Regions from separate parts of the Homo sapiens genome. Here region 2 is linked to region 1. Evidence: chromatin loops called from intact Hi-C (ENCODE). Cell type or tissue: CD4-positive, alpha-beta T cell. All regions are shown on one strand. Each heading gives the region's core, and the rest is flanking DNA. Links, peaks and the distances in the headings are about the cores only. Region 1 overlaps CERS1 (ceramide synthase 1). Region 2 overlaps HOMER3-AS1 (HOMER3 antisense RNA 1).

Evidence for each region. Hi-C counts contacts between places; a loop is a spot of excess contacts. Peaks named below come from ENCODE experiments on the same cell type or tissue, not always from the same donor. Only the 100,000 strongest peaks of a DNase experiment are listed, where the experiment ranks them.
Region 2: a loop joins it to region 1, with 2.2 times the contacts of the local background. A loop is called at or near these places in 3 of 110 quality-filtered maps.

What each region holds. Positions count from the first base shown.
Region 1 is chr19:18,876,050-18,884,049 of GRCh38, forward strand. It overlaps CERS1 (ceramide synthase 1), which reads right to left. Exons shown (of 8, transcript NM_021267.5): 4 at 4,225-4,386; 5 at 3,192-3,339; 6 at 2,881-2,990. GDF1 (growth differentiation factor 1) reads right to left here. Exons shown (of 8, transcript NM_001492.6): 4 at 4,225-4,386; 5 at 3,192-3,339; 6 at 2,881-2,990. Among named protein-coding and RNA genes, the nearest start is that of CERS1, 16 kb to the right of the region's middle. RefSeq lists a silencer at 4,153-4,202. In CD4-positive, alpha-beta T cell, for the core only: no CTCF peak of the experiment used is centred there; a DNase peak (open chromatin) is centred at 3,892.
Region 2 is chr19:18,946,575-18,962,485 of GRCh38, forward strand. It overlaps HOMER3-AS1 (HOMER3 antisense RNA 1), which reads left to right. Exons shown (of 3, transcript NR_134913.1): 3 at 1-257. It also overlaps the pseudogene RN7SL70P. Among named protein-coding and RNA genes, the nearest start is that of HOMER3, 13 kb to the left of the region's middle. In CD4-positive, alpha-beta T cell, for the core only: no CTCF peak of the experiment used is centred there; no DNase peak of the experiment used is centred there.

The DNA of each region.
Region 1 (8,000 bases), core at 1-8,000:
CTTTTTTTCACTGCAACCTCTGCCTCCCGAGTTCAAGCGATTCTCCTGCCTCAGCCTCCTGAGTAGCTGGGATTGCAGGCGTGCGCCATCATGCCTGGATAATTTTTCGTATTTTTAGTAGAGATGGGGTTTCACCATGTTAGCCAGGCTGGTTTCCAACTCCTGACTTCAAGTGATCCACCTGCCTTGGCCTCCCAAAGTGCTGGGATTACAGGCGTGAGCCACCGCGCCTGGTCTTCAATGCCATTTTTGATGGTCTCTCATACCTGTTTTTAAAATAAACTTTTTTGTTTGTTTTGGTTTGTCTTTTTTCTTTGTTTTGAGACAGGGTCTTGCTCTGTTGCTCTGGAGTATAGTGGTGTGATCACGGCTCACTGCAGCTCCCTGGCTTAAGTGATCCTCCCACCTCAGCCTCCTGAGTAGCTGGGACTATAGGTGTGTGCCACAACACATGGCTGTTTTTTGTTTTGTTTTGTTTTGATTGGGTTGTGTGTGTGTGTGTGTGTGTGTGTGTGTGTAGGAACTGCATATCCCTATATTGCCCAGGCTGGTCTTGAACACCTGGCCTCAAGCCATCCTCCTGCCTTGGCCTCCCAAAGTGCTGGGATTACAGACGTGAGCCACCACGCCTGGCCAAACTTTTTTATTTTAGATTAATTTTAGATTTACAGAGATGCTACAAAGGGAGTAGAGGGAGCTCCTGTCACCTCCATCCAGCTCCCCTGACATTACAGCTTACATTTCCATGGCACATGGGTTGCAGCTAAAGAAACCGACATTGGTGCTTTGCTATTAACTAAACTCTCCACATGATTTGAATTCACCAGCTTCTTGGTGAAGGTCCCTTTCCTGGTCCAGGAGCCCATGCTGCAGGTGGCATCTGTCTCCTTGGTCTCCTCTGACCCTGGATTGTTCCTCGGTCTTTCCCTGATTCCCATGATCTTGACAGTTTCTGGGCATCCTGACGGGCTCTTTTGGAAGACGTCTCTCAGCCTGACTGCCTTCGTCCCATCCTGTTTTATACCCAACTGCACTAACTCCGGCTGTCCTTGGAGAATCGAATTCTGCTGGTGGTGCCTATGGGATCAATCATCACAGGGTGTTCCCTGATACTCTCTGGCACTTCTGTACAGGGTGCATGCTTTGCTGTCCTAGAGGACATGCCAGCTCTTACCCTGTGTTCTGATGAGACATCCTCAGCGGGGACAGAGCCAGACACTGGTGGGGCTGGGAGGTCTGGCTTCCTCTTGTTCTGGGTTCTGCACCTCCGAGGATGTCCCCACCATGAGCTCACTGTTCTACAGCAAGAGGACCTTCCTGGTGTCTAGATGTGGCCAAACTGGTGCCCCCTTTAGCCATCGCCACCTTTGGAAGACTCCTTGGAGAGACCTAGCTGATCTCTGGAGAATTCCCGACTCAGGCCGGCTGCAGTGGCTCATGCCTGTAATCCCAGCAGCTTTGGGAGGCTAAGGCATGTGGACCACTTGAGCCCAGGTGTTTGAGACCAGCCTGAGCAACATGAGGAAACCCCAGCTCTACAAAAAATACAAAAGTTAGCACAGCATGGTGGTGCATGCCTGTGGGCCCAGCTACTTGGGAGGCTGAGGCAGGAGGATCACTTCCTGGGCCTGGGAGGCGGCGGTTGCAGCGAGCCGAGATCGTGCCACTGCACACTCCAGCCTGGACGACAGAGTGAGACCCTGTCTCAAAAAAAAAAAAAAAAAAGAATTCTTGACTCATGCTCAAAGGACAGCGCAATCTAACACCCTCAAAAGGAGGCTCCTAACGCCGCATCTGCCAGAACCCATGTGACCCTCTGCCCCAATCCCATCTCAGTCAATACCAGCTCGAGCCAAAAGTCTTGAGTCGTCTTTGATTCTTTTATTTCTGTTTCATCTACACCCAAGGCGAATCTGATGGGTTCTCCCTTCCAAACAGGGTGGGGGGTCTGACGCTCCTCTGCCTGGCTACAGCCCCGGATGTGTTAAATGTCTGCATCTCGCACCTCCCGTTCCAAAAAACGTCACGGAGCTCTGAGCCACTGCTTCCCTGAAACCATCGTTCCCACGTCACCGATGGCCCCCACCGGCCAAATCAGAGGGCCTGGCTGGTCGGCACCTTCCAGGGCCTTCCACAACCTCCTGCCCCGGCTCCTGCTCAAACACTCCTCACGTTGCCTATGAGACACTGCACACCCGACTCTGCTTGTTACCCAGTTTGGCCTCCGTTCATCCCTGGCCCAGACACCCCCTGCCTGCCCCAGGCCTGGGGCTTCGGACACCATCTGGCTGTCACCCAGGGCTGGTGAGGCTCGTGGGCTATCTCCTTCCCCAGGACTCCCACCTGGGCTGGACTGAGTCTGAGCTCCCAGCCCCAGCTCCTGTTTGGCCGGGCAGTGGGCTCCCCTGTCAAACTCAGAGGCCAGGATGTCTCGGCCCAGATGGAGCCTGGGTTCTCTCTGTGGCCCTTGGCGTTCCTTCCTCCCCAGCCCCACTGCCACCAGCTCCAGTGGCGACATGGGTCAGAGGTCGTCATCCAGGCTGGCCAGCAACTACTCCTCACCACCCACAGGGCCCTGGCTCGCCACTCCCGCCACACCAGCCACTAGGCCTGGCCCTCAGTGTCCCTACCGCTGAGACCCTGCCTGTCGCCCTGCCTGCCCCTCCCCAGCCTCTCCCTCCCCTTCCTCACTGTCCTGTCCTTCAGGGTACTGGCCACATCGTCCACGCCTTTATTGCAGTCTCTGTTTTGGAGTAGGCTTGGGGGGCAGCATCCGCGTCGGCCTCATCTGCTGCTGGGTCTTGGGGGCCTGCCCACGAACACGCTTGGACGGGTGACACTAAAGGAGGGAACGCGGGGTGCGGGCCCCTCCACACTCACTCGGCTTTGCTGGGCTTCAGGCTCTGGGCCTCGGCTGTGTCATACTCCCGCAGGTCCTTCAGCTCGTGCACCTGGCCTGTCAACACCTTGGCTGCAAACGCCACGATGTACTGCGAGAGGGGAGGGGAGGTGCCAGTGAGAAGAAAGCCCCCACGCCACTGCCCTGCTGACAGCCATGTGCTCCTGTCCCGGGCCCTCCACACGGGCTGTCTGCCACCTAACGTGCCCCTCCCCGGGACTGCCTGAGGAGGGGACAGGGATTGGGACGAGGACGGGACCGCCACTGTGGAGGAGAGCCGGGGCCGACTCACCAGGAACCAGTAGAGGTTCATAAGGGTGAGCAGCAGCAGGAGCGCATTGAAGAAGAAGTAGAAGGGGATGTCAGGCACCGTGCGCAGACTGCAGTGACTGGTGGCATACAGGACCTTGAGCGGGAACCAGTAGAGGCGGAACCAGAACCTGCGGTGGGAGGAGTCAGGAGGCCGTGGGTGGAGGGGGACGGTGCCCTACCCAGTCCCTGTCCTATCCCGTCCTAGACCCACCCTTGCCCCCTTATCCCATCCTTGCCCACCTCTGCCCACCTGTTTCTACTACTGCTCTGTCCTTCCCCTCCCCTGCCATGCCCCGCCCACCTCGCCAAGGCCCCACATCCTTCCCCGCCTGGCCCCCCACTTCCCTGCCAGGCCTCACCCACCTCGCCAAGGCCCCACCTCCTCCCCTTCCCAGTCCCTCCCCTTCTCTGCTAGGCCCCACCTACCTCACCAAACCCCACCTCCTTCCCTGCCCAGTCCCTCCCCTTTCCTGCCAGGCCCCACCCACCTCACCAAGGCCCCACCTCCTTCCCTGCCCAGTCCCTCCCCTTCTCTGCCAGGCCCCGCCCACCTCACCAAGCCCCCACCTCCTTCCCTGCACAGCGCCTCCCTTTCTCTGCCAGGTCTTCCCCACCACACCAAAGCCCTACCTCTTTCTCTGCCTAGCCCTACCCCAACCCTGCTTGGCCCCACCCCTGGCTTGCTCTGTATTAGTCTAGCTCTTCCCCTTCCATGCCTGGCCCAACCTATCTCACCAGGCCCCTCCCCTTCCTGGATCCACCCACCTCACCTGGCTTATCCTTTTCTGCCCAGCCCCACTCCTAGCTCAGTTGGCCCCACCCTTGTCCTACTCCTTTCCTGTATAGCCCCGCCCCTTCAGTCCCACCCAAATCATGAGGCCCCTCCCCTGTCATGCCACACACCCACCTCACCGGGCCCCGCCTCCTTCCCTGCCTGGTCCCGCCCCTTTTCTGGACACACCCACCTCACCAGGCCACACCTCCCTCCCTGCCCAGCACTCCCTACCACTCACCAGCTGAAGCCGAAGCTGAGGCAGCCCAAGTCTGCTGCCAAGGCATGCAGCCGATGGTAGGAGCCGCCGCGGGACTTGAAGTAAATGTTGAGCTTGGTGAACTCAAGCTGCACGTCACTGATATCGTGCAGGAAGAGCACAAGGATGCCCACATTGTGGTACCTGGGGGAGCAGCAGGCAGAGAGGAGAGGGCAGCTCACATTGGGGGACCTCCACTCTGCACTAAGGCCCCCAGCAGAGTCCCTGGGCTACACCTCAGGCTCCCCGTGGGCCTCTTCAAAGCCACCCTTCCTGCCTCGCCTGCCCTGCCCATCTCCACTTCCCAGGATGCCCTTTCCTCACTGTCCCCCACTTAGCCGTGCACCCCCAACCAGACCCTCATCTTCCCTGCCTCAGTGTCCCCATGTGGCCCAGGGAGCTCCCTGGAAGTTTATTTTTCTTTTGAGACAGGGTCTTGCTCTGTGGCCCAGGCTGGGGTGCAGTGGTGTGATCGGGCCCACTGCAGCCTCAAACTCCTAGGCTCAAGTGATCCTCCCACCTCAGCCCCCGGAGAAGCTGGGACTACAGGAAAGCAACACCACACACGGCTAATTTTTTTAATTTTTAGTAGAGACTGGGTCTTGCTATGTTGCCCAGAATGGCCTCAAACTCCTGGGCTCAAGCGATCTTCTCACCTTGGCCTCCCAAAGTGCTGGGATTACAGGCGCGAGCCACTGTGCCCGGTCTTGGAAGTTCCTTGCTGGCCCCTCCTCATCTTGGTGACCTCTGACCCTCTATGACCCCCGACTCTCACAGGCCTGGGGTACTCTGTGTCCAGATCCTCCATGAGCTTGTCCCTCACTTTGGACACCACCACCATGATGAGACTTCCAGGTCTGTACGTGCAGCCTGGCCATCGCTGCAGGAAAGGCCTCTGCCGCAGCCCATCAGGATCCTTTTTTTTTTTAATTTTTTTTTTTTTTTGAGACAGAGTCTTGCTCTTGTTGCCCAGGCTGGAGCGCAATGGCACGATCTCAGCTCACCGCAACCTCCACCTCCCGGGTTCAAGCAATTCTCCTGCCTCAGCCTTCCCAAGTAGCTGGCATTACAGGTATGTGCCACCACGCCCAGTTAATTTTGTATTTTTAGTAGAGACGGGGTTTCACCATGTTGGTCCCGCTGATCTCGAATTCCCAACCTCATGTGACCCACCCGCCTTGGCCTCCCGAAGTGCTGGGATTACAGGTGTGAGCCACCGTGCCCGGCCCCATTAGGATCTTAATAAGCCCGAAGGCCATCCCCTGTCCTTCCACAGAGTCTCCATCTGACAGATGAGCTGCCCGAGGGTCCTGGATTCACCCTGGACGTGGGGAAGTGTCTCTCACCAAGTCCCTGTTCCTTGCTCTGTCTCCTGACAGCTCCTGGGCTCCTGCCACAGGTCCTTTGCACGTGCTGTCCCCATGACCCAGCATGCCAGTGCCTGGCATTCAGCACCTCCCTTCACTCCTTTCAGTCTCTGCTCATCTGCTCATCTGTCACCCCCAGACCAACTAACACCTAACACCTGCAGCCACAATTTTTTTTTGGAGACACAGCCTCACTCTGTTGCCCAGGCTGGAATGCCTCGGCTCACAGCCACCTCTGCCTCCCGGGTTCAAGCGATTCTCCCACCTCAGCCTCTTGAGTAGCTTGGACTACAGGCACTCATCACCATGCCCAGCTAATTTTTTTATTTTTAGCAGACACAGGGTTTCACCATGTTGGCCAGGCTGTTCTCAAACTCCTGACCTCAGGTGATCCACCCACCTCGGCCTCCCAAAGTGCTGGGATTACAGGCATGAGCCACTGCACCTGGCCTTTTCTCCATAATTCTTATCACCTTCAAATGAACTGTTCCTTCCTTCCTTTTTGGTTCTATCATCTGATTCTGCCCTCTAGAGAGCCTTGAATTATAGAACTTTCTAGAACTATGGGAATGTTCTAAACCTGTACTGTCCAACATGGGAGCCACCAGCCACTTGTGGCCACTGAGCCCTTGAACTGTGGCTTGTGTGGCTGAGGAATGGAATAGGGGCTTTTTAAAATTATTTTTTAAACTAACCAGACGTGGTGGCTCACACCTGTAATCCCAGCACTTTGGGAGGCCGAGGCAGGTGGATCACTTGAGGTCAGGAGTTCGAGTCCAGCCTGGCCAACATGGTGAAACCCCATCTCTACTAAAAATATAATAATTAGCCGGTGTGATGTCATACCCCTGTAATCCCAGCTACTTGGGAGGCTGAGGCGAGGCGGGAGGATTGCTTGAACCTGGGAGCCGGAGGTTGCAGTAAGCCAATGTCATGGCACTGCACTCCAGCCTGGGCGACAGAGCGAGACTCTGTCTCAAAAAAATAAGTAAGTAAATAAATAAGATAAAGTAATTTTAAAAATGTATTTATGTACGTGTTTGTTTATTTTTGAGACGGAGTCTCGCTCTGTCGCCCAGGCTGGAGTGCAGTGGCATGATCTCGGCTCACTGCAACCTCCGCCTCCCGGGTTCATGCCATTCTCCTGTCTCAGCCTCCTGAGTAGCTGGGACTACAGGCGCCCACCACCACGCCCAGCTAATTTTTGTATTTTTAGTAGAGACACGGTTTCACTGTGTTAGCCAGGATGGTCTCGATCTCCTGACCTCATGATCCGCTCGCCTCGGCCTCGCAAAGTGGTGGGATTACAGGCGTGAGCCACCGCACTCAGCCTAAAAATTTATTTATTAGAGACAGGGTCTCCCTACGTTGCCTAGGTTGAACTCAAACTTCTGGGTTCAAGCAATCCTCCTGACTCAGCCTTCTAAGTAGCTGGGGGACTACAGGCATGAGCTACTGCTCCTGGAGTTTTATTTAAGTCTAATTAAAGTTGAAAGGGCCACCTCTTTGTTGCTCTATATTTGTGGGGCGTGGCTACCCTATTATCGCAGCTAGAGCAGCTAGTCCCGTAGGAATAGTATATGAGCAGTGTATTTCATTTTAAAGTTTCTATTGGCCACATTTAACAAGAAAGAGAAAAGAACAGGTAATATTAATTTTAATAATGCATTCTAATTAATTCAGTATATCCAAAATATTGTCATTTCAATATGGAGTCGAGATAACAAGGCCAGGCGTGGTGGCGCACACCTGTAATCCCCACACTTCGGGGAGCTGAGGTGGGAGGATCACTTGAGCCCAGGAGGTCCAGGCTGCAGTGAGCAATGGTCACGCCACTGCACTCCAGCCTGGGTGACAGAGTGAGACCTTGTCTCAAAAAAAAAAGAGAGAGAGAAATAAAAGGGTGGATAAGATATTTTCACTCGTTTGTATGTGAAGGCTTTGAAGCCGGGTGGGTTTTATGCACACAGCATGGTGAGGTTTGGACAGACTCCATCTGAAAGGCTCACTGACGGCTGTGGTTGGCTCTAGAACATCAGGGTGTGTCAGCTGCGTTCACAGCCATGCCCCCATTGCTTGGGCGTGGCAGGTGCTCAGGAACTCCTGGGTGTGTGACCTGGCTGGTCAAGGGCAGCGTCTGAAGAGCTGGGTGGGTGAGTGGGGTGGGGTGGCTATGGCTCTCTGGGCCTGTTTCACCCCATCCCAGCGGAATCTCCCTCAGGAATCTCCGGGCCCACATCCCCTCCTCAGCCTTCCTGCCTCTGGTCTGTCCCCTCGTCGGACCCCTGAGCACTCTGACCTTGGAACCCTGAGCACTCCGACCTGATGTGATCCCCTCCACGGCCTCCTCTGTGCCCCGCCGCAACATCAGCCTCCGCACTCTGTGTGGGC
Region 2 (15,911 bases), core at 4,512-12,511, 75 kb after region 1:
ACCTCTAGACCTTTTCCAGCCCTCTTCCCTCTTTCTGGCCCAGCCCTGACTCCTGGGAGTGTCTGTGTGCAGCTTTGACTCCCCCAGCCTGAGTGTCTCTCAAGGGCTGAGACCAGGGCCCATGTTTCCCTAGAGTTTGTCATCTTCCAGCATAGTGTGGACGCATGGGGGTCAGGCAAAGGGGGAGTTTGATGACTCAGTACTATTGGTGATTTTGCATCACTTGAAGGAGACCCTGCCTTAAATTCAGAACTTGACTTCTGCCCACGGCTAAAGTTAATTCATTCAACAACCCCCCATGAAGCAATGGAGCCAGGCTCCCTCAGGCCCAGGCAAGAAAGGGTCGTGGAGTTGGGGTCGCCAGCACTGGTTTATGGATTTGAGGACCTAGGACCAGAGTGAGTTGGGGATGGGAGGAGGCAGTGCTTGAGGCCCCTCTGAGCAGCAAACCTGGACCCGAGGTTCAGTTCCCGCAGACCTAATTACCCTAATTTGCCACATGCACTAATTACCTCCTGGGTGCCAGGTGGCTGGGCGGGGCTGCCCCAATTTCCGGAGGTAGGTCGGGGCCCGATTATTTTTGGCTGTGGCGTCCTTGAAGCCTCCGCCATCAGCAGCGCTTGAAGGGCAGAAAGTGGGGCGGAGAAATTGAGGCCACATCAGGGGAGGCACTGCGGGAATTGGGGGTCGGCTGGCCTTGGAGCTCCCTGAACAGGGGGCCTTGGGCCCAAGGCCTGAGAGTCTTTGGCACCTAGCCAGAGGTGGCAAGATCTGGAGGGGCATGGCCAGGCACGATGGCTCACACCTGTAATCCCAGCACTTTGGGAGGCTGAGGCAGGTGGATCACGAGGTCAGGAGTTCAACACCAGCCTGGCCAATGTGGTGAAACCCTGTCTCTATTAAAAATATAAAAAATTAGCCGGGCGTGGTGGTGCATTCCTGTAGTCCCAGCTACTCAGGAGGCTGAGGCAAGAGAATCGCTTGAACTTGGGAGGCAGAGGTTGCAGTGAGCCGAGATCGCGCCACTGTACTCTAGCCTGGGCGGGAGAGCGAGACTCTTGTCTCAAAAAAAAAAAAAAAAAAAAATCTGGAGGGGTTGAGAATCAGCCAGCTCCATGGTGGATTGGTTTGAAGTCTTTTTGTTTTGTTTTGAGACAGAGTCTCGCTGTCATCCAGGCCAGAGTGCAGTGGCACAATCTCGGCTCACTGCAATCTCCCCCTCTCAGGTTCAAGCAATTCTGCTGCCTCAGCCTCCCGAGTAGCTGGGACTACAGGTGCGTGCCGCCACACCCAACTAATTTTTTCATTTTTAGTAGAGATGGAGTTTCACCATGTTGGCCAGGCTGGTCTTGAACACCTAACTTCAAGTGATCCGCCTGCCTGGGCCTCCCAAATTGCTGGGATTACAGGCGTGAGACACCACGCCCGGCCCAGGTCTGTTTTTGATGTGATACCATGGCCGGGAAAGGGGCTGCCAGGGGGTGGGAGTGGGGGTAGTCAGATGGGCCTGGTTTCATATCCCAAGTCCCACCAGCTTGCTGTGTGTTCCTGGGCATATAACCTTTCATGAACTCTTTGCACCTTTCCTGAGGGATGAAACAGGTGTAATTTAAAAAGGGTGCTTTAGGCACTGGGGGTCGGAGCATGGGCAAAGGCCCTGAGGTGGGGCCAGGCAGGACATGTTGCTGGTACATTAGACAGGTGTCTAGAGTGGAGTAAGTGGGAGAAAAGCTTATGGGACTGCTGAGACCTAGGGGGTCACAGGAACTGAGCAGAGCCTTGTGGGTCTTGGTGAGTTGTGTGGGTTTCATTCTGAAGGCACTGGGGAGCCATGGGGAGTTTGGAGCCAGAGAGAGAGGGAGTGGTCACATTGACACTGCAGGCCCTGGGCAGGGTTTCAGCTCTTAGGAAAGAACGAGGTGTCTGTCCATGTGCAGAATGGTCGCAGACCCTACCATTCTCTGAGCCTCAGTTTCCCCACCCTGAGCAGAGTCCTGAGACTAGGGCAGCCCCAGAACACAGTGAGCCCTCTGCCGGGGAAGCCCCACTCTACCCTGGAGCTCCCAAATGCTGGCTGTGCAGCCTACACGGCCTCCTCCCCGCCTGTCCCCCCATCCCACGCTCCTTCTGTGGCCTTGGGGGAGCAGCTGTGGGAACAGAGAGCAGAAGCCCGTGGGGAAGGCAGCTCAGAGGGCCTCTGGGGGCCGTGTTCCTGCTTGGTGACAGCCCACGTGGGGCTGCCGCGCGCCGAATGTTCTCACAGCAGCCAGGTGACTCACATGCTACAGCCTCTTCCCTGGGTCTGCCAGAGGGAGAGTATTCCTAGTCCCCAGGCACAGGCCGGGGTCTCTGGTTTGGCCACCTGTGCCCTGGCTATGCCCTCTAGGATCCCCCCCACCAACACACACCAAGGGACCCCTCTAACTGGCGATGCTGCCCACCTCCTTGCTCCAGCATCTTCCGTGGCTCTCCTGGACACCTCAGAGAGAGGCTCAAGCTCCTCATTGCCCATTGGTCAAGCTGCTCAGCCCCACTTCAGAGCACTTGTACTGGGTCCCACGTATGGCCTGAAATGCCAGCTCTAAGGCCATCTCCTCCAGGAAGCCTTCCAGCCCTCCCCACAACTCTGACAATCCTGACCCCCAGGACGAGGATGCGTCTGTGTCTGGCCCTGCCTCCCTCCCAGACTGGGGGCTAACTGGAGTCCAGGCCCAGGACCCAGGCCTCTCAGGGGCTCCACTGTTATCCAGTATAGGAGTGCACAGCAGGGGCTCTGGGGGAGGAAGGCAAGGTCCAAGTCTGGACCCCATGGGCCTGACATGTAACCAAATTATTTATGTATTTATTTATTTTTATTTATTTATTTTTTTTGAGACAGAGTCTCACTCTGCCACCCAGGCTGGAGTGCAGTGGCGCGATCTCGGCTCACTGCAACCTCCATCTGACAGGTTCAAGCAATTCTCGTGCCTCCGCCTCCTGAGTAGCTGGGACTACAGGCACGTGCCACCACACCCGGCTAAATTTTTTTTGTATTTTTAGTAGAGACGGGGTTTCACTGTGTTAGCCACAATGGTCTCGATTTCCTGACCTCGTGATCCGCCCGCCTCGGCCTTCCAAAGTGCTGAGATTACAGGCATGAGCCACCACGCCCGGCATTAATTTTTATTTTTTGAGAGACAAGGTCTAACTCTGCCGCCCAGGCTGGAGTGCAGTGGTGCGATCTCAGCTCACTGCAGCCTCAGCCTCTTGGGCTCAAGCGATTCTCCTGCCTCAGCCTCCCGAGTCACTGGGATTAGAGGTGTGAGCCACCAAGCCTGGCTAATTTTTTAATATTTTGTAGAGATGGGGTCTTCCTATGTTGTCCAAGCTGCTCTCTAACTCCTGGGCTCAAGCAATCCTCCTGCCTTAGCCTCCCACAGTGCGGAGATTACAGGCATAAGCCACTGCACCTAGCTAACCCATTTCATAGAAGAGAAAACTGAGGCTCAGGGAGCTTGTCAGTTCCCCAAAGTAAAAGTCAGCAGAAGGCTGGAGGTGGTAGCTCATGCCTGTAATCCCAGCTCTTTGGGAGGCGGAGGCAGGCTGCTCACCTGAGGTCAGGAGTTCAAGACCAGCCTGGCCAACATGGTGAAACCCCATCTCTACAAAAATACAAAAAAATGGGCCGGCCATGGTGGCTCATACCTGTAATCCCAGCACTTTGGGAGGCCGAGGTGGGCAGATCACAAGGTCAGGAGATAAAGACCATCCTGGCTAACACGGTGAAACCCCGTCTCTACTAAAAATACAAAAAATTAGCCAGGCATGGTGACAGGCGCCTGTAGCCCCAGCTACTGGGGAGGCTGAGGCAGGAGAATGATGTGAACCCGAGAGGTGGAGCTTGCAGTGAGCCGAGATCGTGCCACTGCACTCCAGCCTGGGTGACAGAGCAAGACTCCGTCTCAAAAAAAAAAAAAAAAAAGAAAAAGAAAAAAATAACCAGGCATGGTAGCTCATGCCTATACTCCCAGCACTTTGGGAGGCCGAGGTGGGTGAATCACCTGAGATCAGGAGTTCAAGACCAGCCTGACCAACATGGTGAAACCCTGTCTATACTAAAAATACAAAAATTAGCTCAGTGTGGTGGCACACGCCTGTAGTCCCAGCTACTCGGGAGGCTGCGGCAGGATAATCACTTGAACCCTTGAACCCGGGAGGCAGAGGTTGCAGTGAGCCAAGATCACGCCATTGCACTCCAGCTTGGGTGACCGAGTGAGACTTCATCTTAAAAAAAAAAAAAAAAAGGCCGGGCATGGCGGCTCACGCCTGTAATCTCAGCACTTTGGGAAGCCGAGGCGGGTGGATCACGAGGTCAGGAGATCGAGGCCATCCTGACTAACACGATGAAACCCCGTTTCTACTAAAAATACAAAAAATTAGCCGAGCGTGGTGGCAGGCGCCTGTAGTCCCAGCTACTTGGGAAGCTGAGGCAGGAGAATGGCGTGAACCTGGGAGGTGGAGCTTGCAGTGAGCCGAGATCACGCCACTGCACTCCAGCCTGGGCAACAGAGCGAGACTCTGTCTCAAAAAAAAAAAAAAAAAAGTCACCAGGAGGCTGGAGGTGGTGGCTCATTCCTGTAATCCCAGCACTTTGGGAGGCCAAACCAGGCAGATCACTTGAGGTCAGGAATTCGAGACCGGCCTGGCCAACATGGCAAAAACCTGCCTCTAGTAAAAACACAAAAAGTAACCCGGGCATGGTGGTGTGCACCTGTAACCCCAGCTACTCAGGAGGCTGAGGTGGGAGAATTGCTTGAACCCAGGAGTCAGAGGTTGCAGTGAGCCCAGATCACACCACTCCACTCCAGCCTGGACGACAGAGTGAGACTTTGTCTCAAAACAACAACAACAAAAAGTCAGCAGAGAGGAAAGGCTGGTCCTGGAACCCCAGTCTGAGAGGCCAAGTCTGCTCCTTGCAACCTCTGGAGCTTTGCTTACCCAGGGAGCAGGTTGGGGGGTTTGCTCATCCACCTGCAGGTGGATTTGGTGCAGCCTGGGCTCAAACTCAAGGGGTCCAACAGCCCTTCCTCCCTGAGCCTCTGTTTCCTCCTCTGTAAAGCAAGGATTATTCATCATTAACTCATGTTTATTAAGCACTTAAGGCATCCAGGTCTGTTAGGACACCCTGCCCTCAGGGACCTCATGTCTGGTAGACAAGGGAACGAGGAAATGACTTCTGACAGGATTTTGCAAAAGAAAGAAAACCAGGCAAAGCACCAGGTCAAGACTGCAGTGGTTGCTGAAGGCTACTTTGTGGAGGTGGTGATTCAGGGCAATAGCACGCCCAAAGGCCCTGAGGCAGGGATGTGTTCAGCCCCTTGGGACAGCATTGAGGAGGCGGCTGTGACTGAAGCAAAGTGAGTTGGGCAGAGTGGGGAGGGCACCATGTAGGCAGGGAGGGCTACAGGCTGGGCATCAGGGACCTGTGGGTCCCCAGGAAGGAATGCAGACTTTATACTTAGAGCACTGGGGAGCCACATAAGGCTTTTGAGCAGGAGAGGGCATGATCTGCTTTTTTTTTTTTTTTTTTTAGACAAGGTCTCACGCTTTCACCCAGGCTGAAGTGCAGTGGCGTGATCATGGCTCACTGCAGCTTCGACCTCCTGGTCTCAGATGATCCTCCCACCTCAGCCTCCCAGGTAGCTGGGACTACAGGTGTGCGCCACTATACCCAGTTGTGATCTTCTTTTGTGTTTAAATATTTGCAGCCGGGTGCGATGGCTCATGTCTGTAATCCCAGCACTTTGGGAGGCCGAGGCAGGAGGATCACTTGAGTCCAGGAGTTCGAGACCAGCCTGGCCAACGTGGTGAAACCCTATCTCTACTAAAAATACAAAAATTAGCCAGGTGTGATGGTGCATGCCTGTGGTCCCAGCTATTCGGGAGGCTGAGGCAGGAAAATCGCTTGAACCTGGGAGGTGGAGGTTGCAGTGAGCCGAGATGGCAGCATTGCACAACAGTCTGGGAAATAGCAAGACTGTCTCAAAAAAAAAAAAAAAAAAAAAGATTTGCAGCCAGGCACAGTGGCTCACACCTGTAATCCCAGGGCCTGAGGGAGGAAACTTGTCTTCATAAACCCTTTCCCATCTTCCTCTGTCTCTCACGAGGTCCTGGATGCTGGCCTCCGGGTCTTATCGCTGAAATCTCAGGCCTCCAACAGCAGGGAAACATCTGCTTTCCGGAGTTCAAGGATCTTCCAGCCCGGACGGAGGTCACAGGGAAGGAGGATCGCTGAAACAAAGAGAAAGGGTCACACGTTGGGCGCTGACTGCATCAACAGGGGAGACACTGGCCAGGTGCGGTGGCTCACTCCTCTAATCCCAGCACTTTGGGAGGCCGAGGTGGGTGGATCATTTGAGGTCAGGAGTTTGAGACAAGCCTGGACAACATGGTGAAACCCTATCTCTACTAAAAATACAAAAAAAAAAAATTAGCCGGGCATTGTGGCACACACCTGTAATCCCAGCTACTCAGGAGGCTGAGTCAAGAGAATCGCTTGAACCTGGGAGGCGGAGGTTTCAGTGAGCCAAGATCACGCCACTGCACTCCAGCCTGGGTGACAGAGTGAGACTCCACCTCAGAAAAATAAAAACACACAAACAAAAATTAGCCGGGCGTGGTGGCACACATCTGTAGTCCTAACTACTGGGGAGGCTGAAACAGGACAACTGCTTGAGCCCAGGAGGTCAAGGCTGCAGTGAGCTCAAATTGCACCGCTGCACTCTAGCGTGGGGGACAGAGCGAGACCTGTCTTGAAAAACAACAAAGAAAAAAAAAAAGAAAAACAACAAAGAAACAAATCCCAAAGTCAATGGGGACCAGAGTCTGGGGAAGGGTGTCAGTACACCCACATCTTGGGGTCCCCCCTAACACCTTGGGGTCCCTCAGGCTTTGGCATCTATCCTGGGACCCAGGAGGGATATAGCTGCTGGTGGCTGGGCCAAGCCCTTGGTGGTAACCCCACTGTTCTGGGGGGTACCATCCAGGGAGGTCATGACCAGTAGCTGAGGGGTTCCTGCAGGGCCCTTCCAGGTGGTAGGTGCTCAGGAGTTGGCTGTTAACAGGTCAGGAGAGTGAGAAACAGAAAGAAACATAGACATACAGACTTGGAGAGCAGTTGCTTGGGGGCTGGCCTCTCGCTTCTAGATGAGACCCTCTCCTGGGGGGCCACTCAGAGTCCATCTGGGACACCACAGCCATGCCCACATGCAAAACAGACATTGTGTAACTGGCCAGTGACCTCCAACTCACATCTGCCAGAGCCCTCCACCTTCTAGCAGTCACAGGGCCCAGGGTGGGTGTTGAGCAGCATCTGGACCTGGCTCGAAGGCAGCTGTCTGGAGTCCTGTGGGAGGAGGGGCTGGCCCTTGAAAAGGCACCTGGGGAGACCAGGTTGGATACAGGGATGCAAGGCACAGGCGCACTAGGGCCACTACCAGTGTGACAGTCTACACTGGGCTCTTCGAAGGGTAGGCGGGGTGCTTAGAGAGTGTTGGGGCTCAAGCTACACCTTTCCACTTCCTCACATGTTCATGCACCCACTCAATGCCTATCCATCCATCCACCCACCCATCCACCCACCCATCCACTCATTCGCCCATCCATCCATCCATCCATCCATCCATCCATCCATCCACCCACCCATCTGCCTGTCCGTCCATCCATCCATCCATCCATCCATCCACCCACCCACCCAGCCATCCATCCATCCATACACCTATCCATCTTCCCATCCATCCAACCATCTATCCGTCCACCCATTCTTCCATTCATCCATCCATCCATCCATCCACCCACCCATCCATCCATCCATACACCTATTCATCTGCCCATCCATCCACTCATCCACCCACCCATCCATCCATCCATACACCCATCCATCTTCCCATCCATCCAACCATCCATCCATCCACCCATTTACCCATCCATCCACATATCCACCTACCCATCCATCCATTCACCTATCCATCTTCCCATCCATCCAACCATCCATCCACCCACCCATCCACCCATCCACCCATCCATCCATCCACCCACCCATCCATCCATCCATACACCTATCCATCTGCCCATCCATCCACCCATCCACCCACCCATCCAGCCATCCATACACCCATCCACCTTCCCAACCATCCATCCATCCATCCACCCATCCACCCATCCATCCATCCACCCATCCACCCATCCATCCATCCACCCGCCCATCCATCCATGCATACACCCATCCATCTCCCCAACCATCCAACCATCCAATCATCTATCCATCCACCCATTCATCCATCCATCCATCCATCCATCCATCCATCCATTCATCCATCCATCCACCCACCCATCCATCCATCCATACACCTATCCATCTGCCCATCCATCCACCCATCCACCCACCCATCCATCCATCCATCCACCCATCCACCCATCCATCCATCTATCCATCCATCCATTCACCCAGCCATCTTCCCATCCATCCAACTATCCATTCATCCATTTACTATTCATTTATCTATCTATACACCCATCCATCCAACCATCCAACCGTGTGTACACTCATCTTCCCATATATTCATCCATTCATCGATCCATTATTTATCCATCCATCTGCCCATCCATCTGCCCAGTCACCCATCCAGTCATTTATCTTCCATCCCCCATCCATCCCCATCCATCCCACCATTCACCAATCCCCCATTCCTATCCCATCCATCCATGCTTCCATCCATCCACCCTCATATGCAGGCATCATCCATGATCCACCCAACTCTACTTCCACTTCTCATACTTCTACTCATTCTTCAAGCCCCAACTCCATGTGCCTTCCTCCTTGCAGCCCTTGGTGTGGCCCAGACCCTCCCTGTCCCTTCCTCTCACCCAGGCCCAACCCATGGAGCGAAGAGTGAATGCACCTGGCTCAGCTTTCAGACTGGAGGCTGCTCGAGAGCAAGGCCTGAGGCCGAGGTTTCTTGGGGGCCCAGCAGCACCAGTGTGAGGGGGCGCCGAGGAGAAGACCAGCAATTTCTGCCTGTGGGCCATTGAGGCATCAGGCCTCCAGGTCAGGGGGGATACCACCCCACCCACCAATAATAAAGCCCCTGTGATTTAAGCCCAATAAAAAGGCCCGGGGAAGGAATTCAGGCTTGGCCTGAGGCCACTCTGGGGTCAGCAAGAGCTCCAGCGACAGATATATCTGGGTTTGTGCTCCACTTTGTCACATGTGCACTGTGTGACACTGAAGAGGTCAGTTTACCTCTCTGAGCCTCAGTTTTCCCATTTGGAAATCAATCTGTCTCATGTTAATTGCACATTTACAAGGAGTTGAGGCCCACATCAGGCCCCATCAGCTGGGATGTATCAGCTCCACTCCAGGGGAGGGGCCAGGAGGAGCTGGGGTGAGGAGAACAGGAAGGGAGGTTGAGAAGGTGGATGGGGCCAGGCGCAGTGGCTTATGCCTATAATCCCAACACTTTTGGAGGCTGAGGCAGAAGGATCATTTGGGGCCAGGAGCTTGAGACCAGCCTGCCAACATAGCGAGACCCCATATCTACAAAATATAAAAAGATTAGCTGGGCATGATAGTGTACACCAGTGGTCCCAGCTACTCGGGAGGTTGAAGTGGGAGGATGGCTTGAGCCTAGGAGGTCGTGGCTGCAGTGAGCCGTGATGGCGCCTCTGTATTCCAGTCTGGATGACAGAGTGAAACCCTATCTCAAAAAAAAAAAAAAAAAAAAAAAAAGGTGGATGGCACTGGTGGGGGGATGGGAGGGGTGTGGGACATAGGTGTATGTTTCCTAATGGATTCAGAGTTCCATATTTTCTTTTTCTTTTCTTCCTTTTTTTTTTTTTTTGAGATGAAGTCTCACTCTGTCACCCAGGCTGGAATGCAATGGGATGACCTCGGCTCATTGCAACCTCCGCCTCTCAGGTTCAAGCAATTCTCCTGCCTCAGCCTCCCGAGTAGCTGGGATTACAGGCACGCGCCATCACGCCCAACTAATTTTTTTTTTTTTTTTTGAGACAGGGTCTTGCTCTGTCGCAGAGCTGGAGTGCAGTGGCATGATCTTGGCTCACTGCAACCTCTGCTTCCTGGGTTCAAGCGTTTCTCCTACCTCAGCCTCCCCAGTAGCTGGGATTACAGGCACTCACTACTATGCCCAGCTATTTTTTTTTTTTTATGTATTTTTAGTAGAGACGGGGTTTCACCATGTTGGTCAGGCTGGTCTTGAACTCCTGACCTCATTTTCTGCCCACCTCGGCCTTCCAAAGTGCTGGGATTACAGGCGTGAGCCACCACACCCAGCCAATTTTTGTATTTTTTAGTAGAGACGGGGTTTCACTATGTTGGCGAGGCTGGTCTCGAACTCCTGACCTCAAATGATCTGTCCGCCTCAGTCTTCTAAAGTGCTGGGATTACAGGCATGAGCCACCGTGCCGGCCTCTTTTCTGATTCTCCAAATAATGTATGCTCATTGTAAAAACAGTTTTAGAAAGCACAGACACGTGTAACGTAAATAATCTAAATAGGTCCCTTGTCATAGCGTTTAATTTCCTTTCTGAATTTTTAATACCTATTTACTTTATGCCTGGTGCTTATTGGTAAATTTTAAAATGCTGGCACAGGAAACAAACTAAGTAAACAAATTCAGATGCCATCCTTGCCCTTGGCCCTAGCTGACACGGACCAGGTGCTCTGTAAATATCTGTTGAGTGAACAAAATTTTAAAAATAAAATCAATGCCCAGAAATAACTGTTACTAACACGATGGTCTATTTCCATCTAGATTTTTTTTCTTTCTTTCTTTTTTTTCTTAGCCCAAATGGAATTACACTATACACATGATTTGTCAGTCAAGGCCAAATTCCAGTGTACATTCTTGAGTTCAGAGACTTCAGCATCACTCACCTTGAAGCTTTTCTATGGTTTGTTAAACAGATCTCCTATGGTTGGACATCTAGGTCACTCTCTGGGGACAGCCTAACAAATAGAATAACACATTTTCTTTTTTTTTTTTTTTTTTCTGAGACAGTCTCACTCTGTCGCCCAGGATGGAGTACAGTGGCGCAATCTCGGCTCACTGCAACCTCCACTTCCTGGGTTCAAGTGATTCTCCTGCCTCAGCCTCCCAAGTAGCTGGGACTACAGGCACCCACCACCACGGCCGGCTAAGTTTTGTGTTTTTAGTAGAGATGGGGTTTTACCATGTTGGCCAGGCTGGTCTCAAATTCCTGACCTCAAGTGATCACCGGCCTCGGCCTCCCAAAGTGTTGAGTTTACAGGCATGAGCCACCGAGCCCAGCCAAACACACGTTTTCAAGTTTTCTCCTTCTCCTTTTCCTTTTTTTTTTTTTTTTTGAGACAGGGGTCTCAGTATGTTGCCCGTCTGGAGTGCAGTGGCTATTCACAGGTGTGATCCCACTACTGATCAGCACAAGAATTTTACCTACTCAGTTTCCAACCTGGGCCGGTTCACCTCTCCTTAGGCAACCTGGTGGTGGTCTCCCGCTCCCTGGGAGGTCACCATATTGACACCAAACTTACTGTAGTCACCCAATTGGCATAGTGCACTACAGCCCAGAACTCCCGGATTCAAGTGATTCTTCCACCTCAGTCTCCTGAGTAGCTGGGACTACAGGCATTCATCCCTGAACCCAGCTTTTCAGCATTTTTGATGAATACTTAAGACCACATCACCTTCCATACAGGGGACCTTACTTGGCTCCCAGCAGTGATGGGTGAGTGTGTCCATTTCTCTGAATGTCTGACATTTGCAAATGAATGTTAGAGATATTTGCTTTGCAAGATGTAGATTAAAATCAGAAGCCATAAACCAGGCATGGCGCCTCGTGCCTATAATCCCAGCACTTTGGGAGGCCCAGGATGGAGGATCGCTTGAGTCCAGGAGTTCGAGACCAGCCTGGGCAACACAGCAAGATCCTGTCTCTACCAAAAAAAAGTTTTTGTTTTTGTTTTTGTTTTTTTGAGACAGAGTCTCACTCTGTCATCTAGGCTGGAGTGCAATGGCACAATCTTGGTTTACTGCAACCTCCGTCTCCCAGGTTCAAGCGATTCTCTCGCCTCTGCCTTATGAGTAGCTGGGACTACAGGCACGCACGACCATGTCCGACTAATTTTTGTATTTTTAGTAGAGACGGGGTTTCACCATGTTGGCCAGGCTGGTCTTGAACTCCCGACCTCAGGTGATTTCGCCCACCTCCTTGGCCTCCCAAAGTGCTGGGATTGATTACACACGTTTCCAAACAGTGGATCCCACAAGAAAAGAAGGTGTCATCGTAGGTGACAGAATGGAGGTCCCTGTCTGAGGGAGGGACCGCTGAGCCTCAAGTGAGTAGGCTACAAGGCTGGCAGGGAGGTCACCCCATCCTATGGCCTAAGATTGTCCCCAAACATAAAGCTTGAACCCTGAGGCCCCTTGATTGGTTTCCTTGGTCCTTGGCCAGCATTTAAACTCTCCTTTTTTTAAATTTCTTGAGACAGTTTCTCACTCCGTCACCCAGGCTAGAGTGCAGGGCACAATCTCGGCTCACTGCAACCTCTGCCTGTTGGGTTCAAGTGATTCTCCTGTCTCAGCCCCCATGAGTAGCTGGGGCTACAGACATGCGCCACCATGCCCTGCTAATTTTTGTATTTTTAGTAGTAACAGGGTTTCACCATGTTGATCAGGCTGGTCTTGAACTCCTGACCTCAAGTGATCCACCTGCCTCGGCCTCTCAAAGGTGCTGGGATTACAAGGGTGAGCCACCGTGCCCAGCCTACACTCTCTTGACAAAGGTTTTTATAAATCCCAATTTGGCTGGGTGCCGTGGCTCATGCTTGTAATCCCAGTACTTTGGGAGGCTGGGGCCAGGGGATCACTTGAGCCCAGGAGATTGAGACCAGTCTGGGGCAACATGGCAAAACCCATCTCTACAAAAAATAAAATAAAATTAGCCAGGCATGGTGGTGCATGCCTGTGGTCCAAGCTTCTTAGGAGGCTGATGTGGGAGGATCGCTTGAGCCCAGGAATTAGAGGCTGCAGTGAGCCATGATTGTGCCACTGTACTCCAGCCTGGGTGACACAGTGAGACCCTGTCTCGGAAAATAAATAAATAAAAGACTGTCTGGGCCAGGTGCCGAGGCTCACGCCTGTAATCCCAGCACTTTGGGAGGCTGAGGCGGGCAGATTGCTTGAGCCTGGTAGTTTGAGACCAGACTGGCCATCATAGTGAAATCCCATCTCTACTAAAAATAAAAAAATTAGTTGGGTGTGGTGGCGCACACCGATAGTCCCAGCTACTTGGGAGACTAAGGTGGGAGAATCACTTGAGCCTGGGATCAAGGCTGCAGTGAGCCGTGATCAACCTCTGCACTCCAGCCTGTGTGACAGAGTGAGGCTCTGTTTCAAAACACCACCAATGACAAGAAAACCCATGACCGTCCGGGCGCGGTGGCTCGTGCCTGTAATCCCAGCACTTTGTGAGGCCGAGGTGGATGGATCCTGAGATCAGGGGTTTGAGACCAGCCTGGCCAACATGGTGAAACCCCATCACCACTAAAGATACAAAAAATTAGTCGGGCGTGGTGGCACGTACCTGAAATCCCAGCTACGTAGGAGGCTGAGGTAGGAGAATCGCTTGAACCCGGGAGGTGGAGGTTGCAGTGAGCCGAGATCGTGCCATTGCACTCTAGTCTGGGCAACAGAGCAAGACTCCGTCTCAAAAAAAAAAAAAAAAAGAAAATCCATGAGCACTCAGACCTGCAGCCAGTGAAGGCAAGGTAGAGATGGGACCCCACCCTTCAGCCTGTGTCTTACATTTTTAGGGGGCTAATTTAATTTAGAATGTCCAGCAGGGAAGTGTGTCTAGCTGTCCAGTGAGGGGAGCCTCAAGCTATCTTCCCACCTCAGCCTCCCAAACCACTGGGATTACAGGCATGAGTCACTGTACCTGGCCTGAAGGTCCCTTTTACAGATAAGAAAACTGAGGTTCAGGGCCGGCTTCTGCCCCTGCCCAACCTGCTGGCTTCTTCCTCAGCCAGCCCTCTCCAACTACTGCCTATTTCTTTTTTTCTTTCTTTCTCTTTTTTTGAGACGGAGTCTCGCTCTGTCAACAAGGCTGGAGTGCAATGGCATGATCTCGGCTTACTGCAACCTCTGCCTCCCAGGTTCAAGTGATTCTCCTGCCTCAGCCTCCTGAGTAGCTGGGATTACAGGCATGCACCACCATGCCCGCATAATTTTTTTTTTTTTTTTTTTTTGAGACGGAGTCTCGCTCTGTCTCCCAAGCTGGAGTGCAGTGGCGCGATCTCGGCTCACTGCAAGCTCCGCCTCCCGGGTTCACGCCATTCTCCTGCCTCAGCCTCCCGAGTAGCTGGGGCTACAGGCGCCCGCCACCACACCGGGCTAATTTTGTTTTTGTATTTTTAGTAGAGACGGGGTTTCACCGTGTTAGCCAGGATGGTCTTGATCTCCTGACCTCGTGATCCGCCCGCCTTGGCCTCCCAAAGTGCTGGGATTACAGGCGTGAGCCACAGCGCCCGGCTCTTTTTTTTTTTTTTTTTGAGACAGAGTCTCACTGTTGCCCAGGCTGGAGTGCAGTTGCGCCATCTCGGCTCACTGCAACCTCCGCCTCCTGAGTTCAAGCGATTCTCCTGCCTTGGCCTCCCTAGTAGGTGGGATTACAGGCGTGCACAACCATGCCCTGTTAATGTTTGTATTTTTAGTAGAGACGGGATTTCACCATGTTGGCCAGGCTGGTCTCGAACTCCTGACCTCAGGTGATCCACCCGCCTCAGCCTCCCAAAGTGTTGGAATTACAAGTGTGAGCCATCATGGCCAGCCACTACTGCCTATTTCTGCATCTCCTGTTCCAGACAAACGGAAGAAACAAGGCCATTTATTGAGCGCCGGTGATATGCTGAGCGCTCAACCTGCATCCTCAAAGATCGTCGATCCAACAGCCTGCTAGGAGTGGATCAATCGAGTCACAGAGGGGGCTCGACCCCCACTCACTGTAGAGAGGGGAAAGCTGAGGTTCAGAGGTGAAACGATACTCCCGGGGTCACACGGCAAGGACATGTAGGGGCAGGTTTTGGGACGAGGCTATTCCTGCATCCACGGTATAGAAAGAAGGCGGGGCGCAAAGGTCAGCCGGTGCTAGGGACCAGACAGCGGCCCATAGGGAGGAGTGGACTTGGGTCCAGGATGCGCCTGATGGGGCGGGGCTATCTTTATTGGGTGGGCAGTGCAGGACCAGGCTGCCCCATCAGGTGGAAGCGGGGCGAAGTGCACCTGTGCAGAGGGTTTGGGGGCGTGGCTAGAGGCTGAGATGCGCCGGGTGGGCTGGGGCTGGGGCTGGGGCTGGGCGGAGCGGGCGGCTCAGCACTGCAGCGGAAGAGCTTTCTTGCTACACGCAGTTGAGGCTAAGCTACCAGCAGGATGAAAGGATCCTGCTGTGGGTGATCGTGCACAAATAAGGCTGCGAGGTCACGTCGTCCATGCACTGAGAGAAACGAGAGGACCCCCGGCCTCAGCTCCTAGTCCAGCAAATGGAGGCACCATCCTTGACTCCTGTCTGTGCCTGTCTGCGCCTCAGCAAGCCTCAGTCTCCATATCTGTCGAATGGGCATGCCATCCCCGAGATGGAAGGGACCTTTTGTGCACCAGAGCTGGTCCCTTCCTTGTGCCCCCACAGCCTCAGAATAAAGCCAAACACCTCACCTGTCCACCCTCAACTCCCTCCACCATCCCCCTTATTCACTGTACTCCAGCCACAGGCTTCCCAGTTGGTCTTTGCACAGGGCAACAACATTACCGCCCCAGAGCCTTTGCATATGCTATCTGAGCCGCCTACTCTCAGTTCTTCCCTATGACTAACTGCTCCTT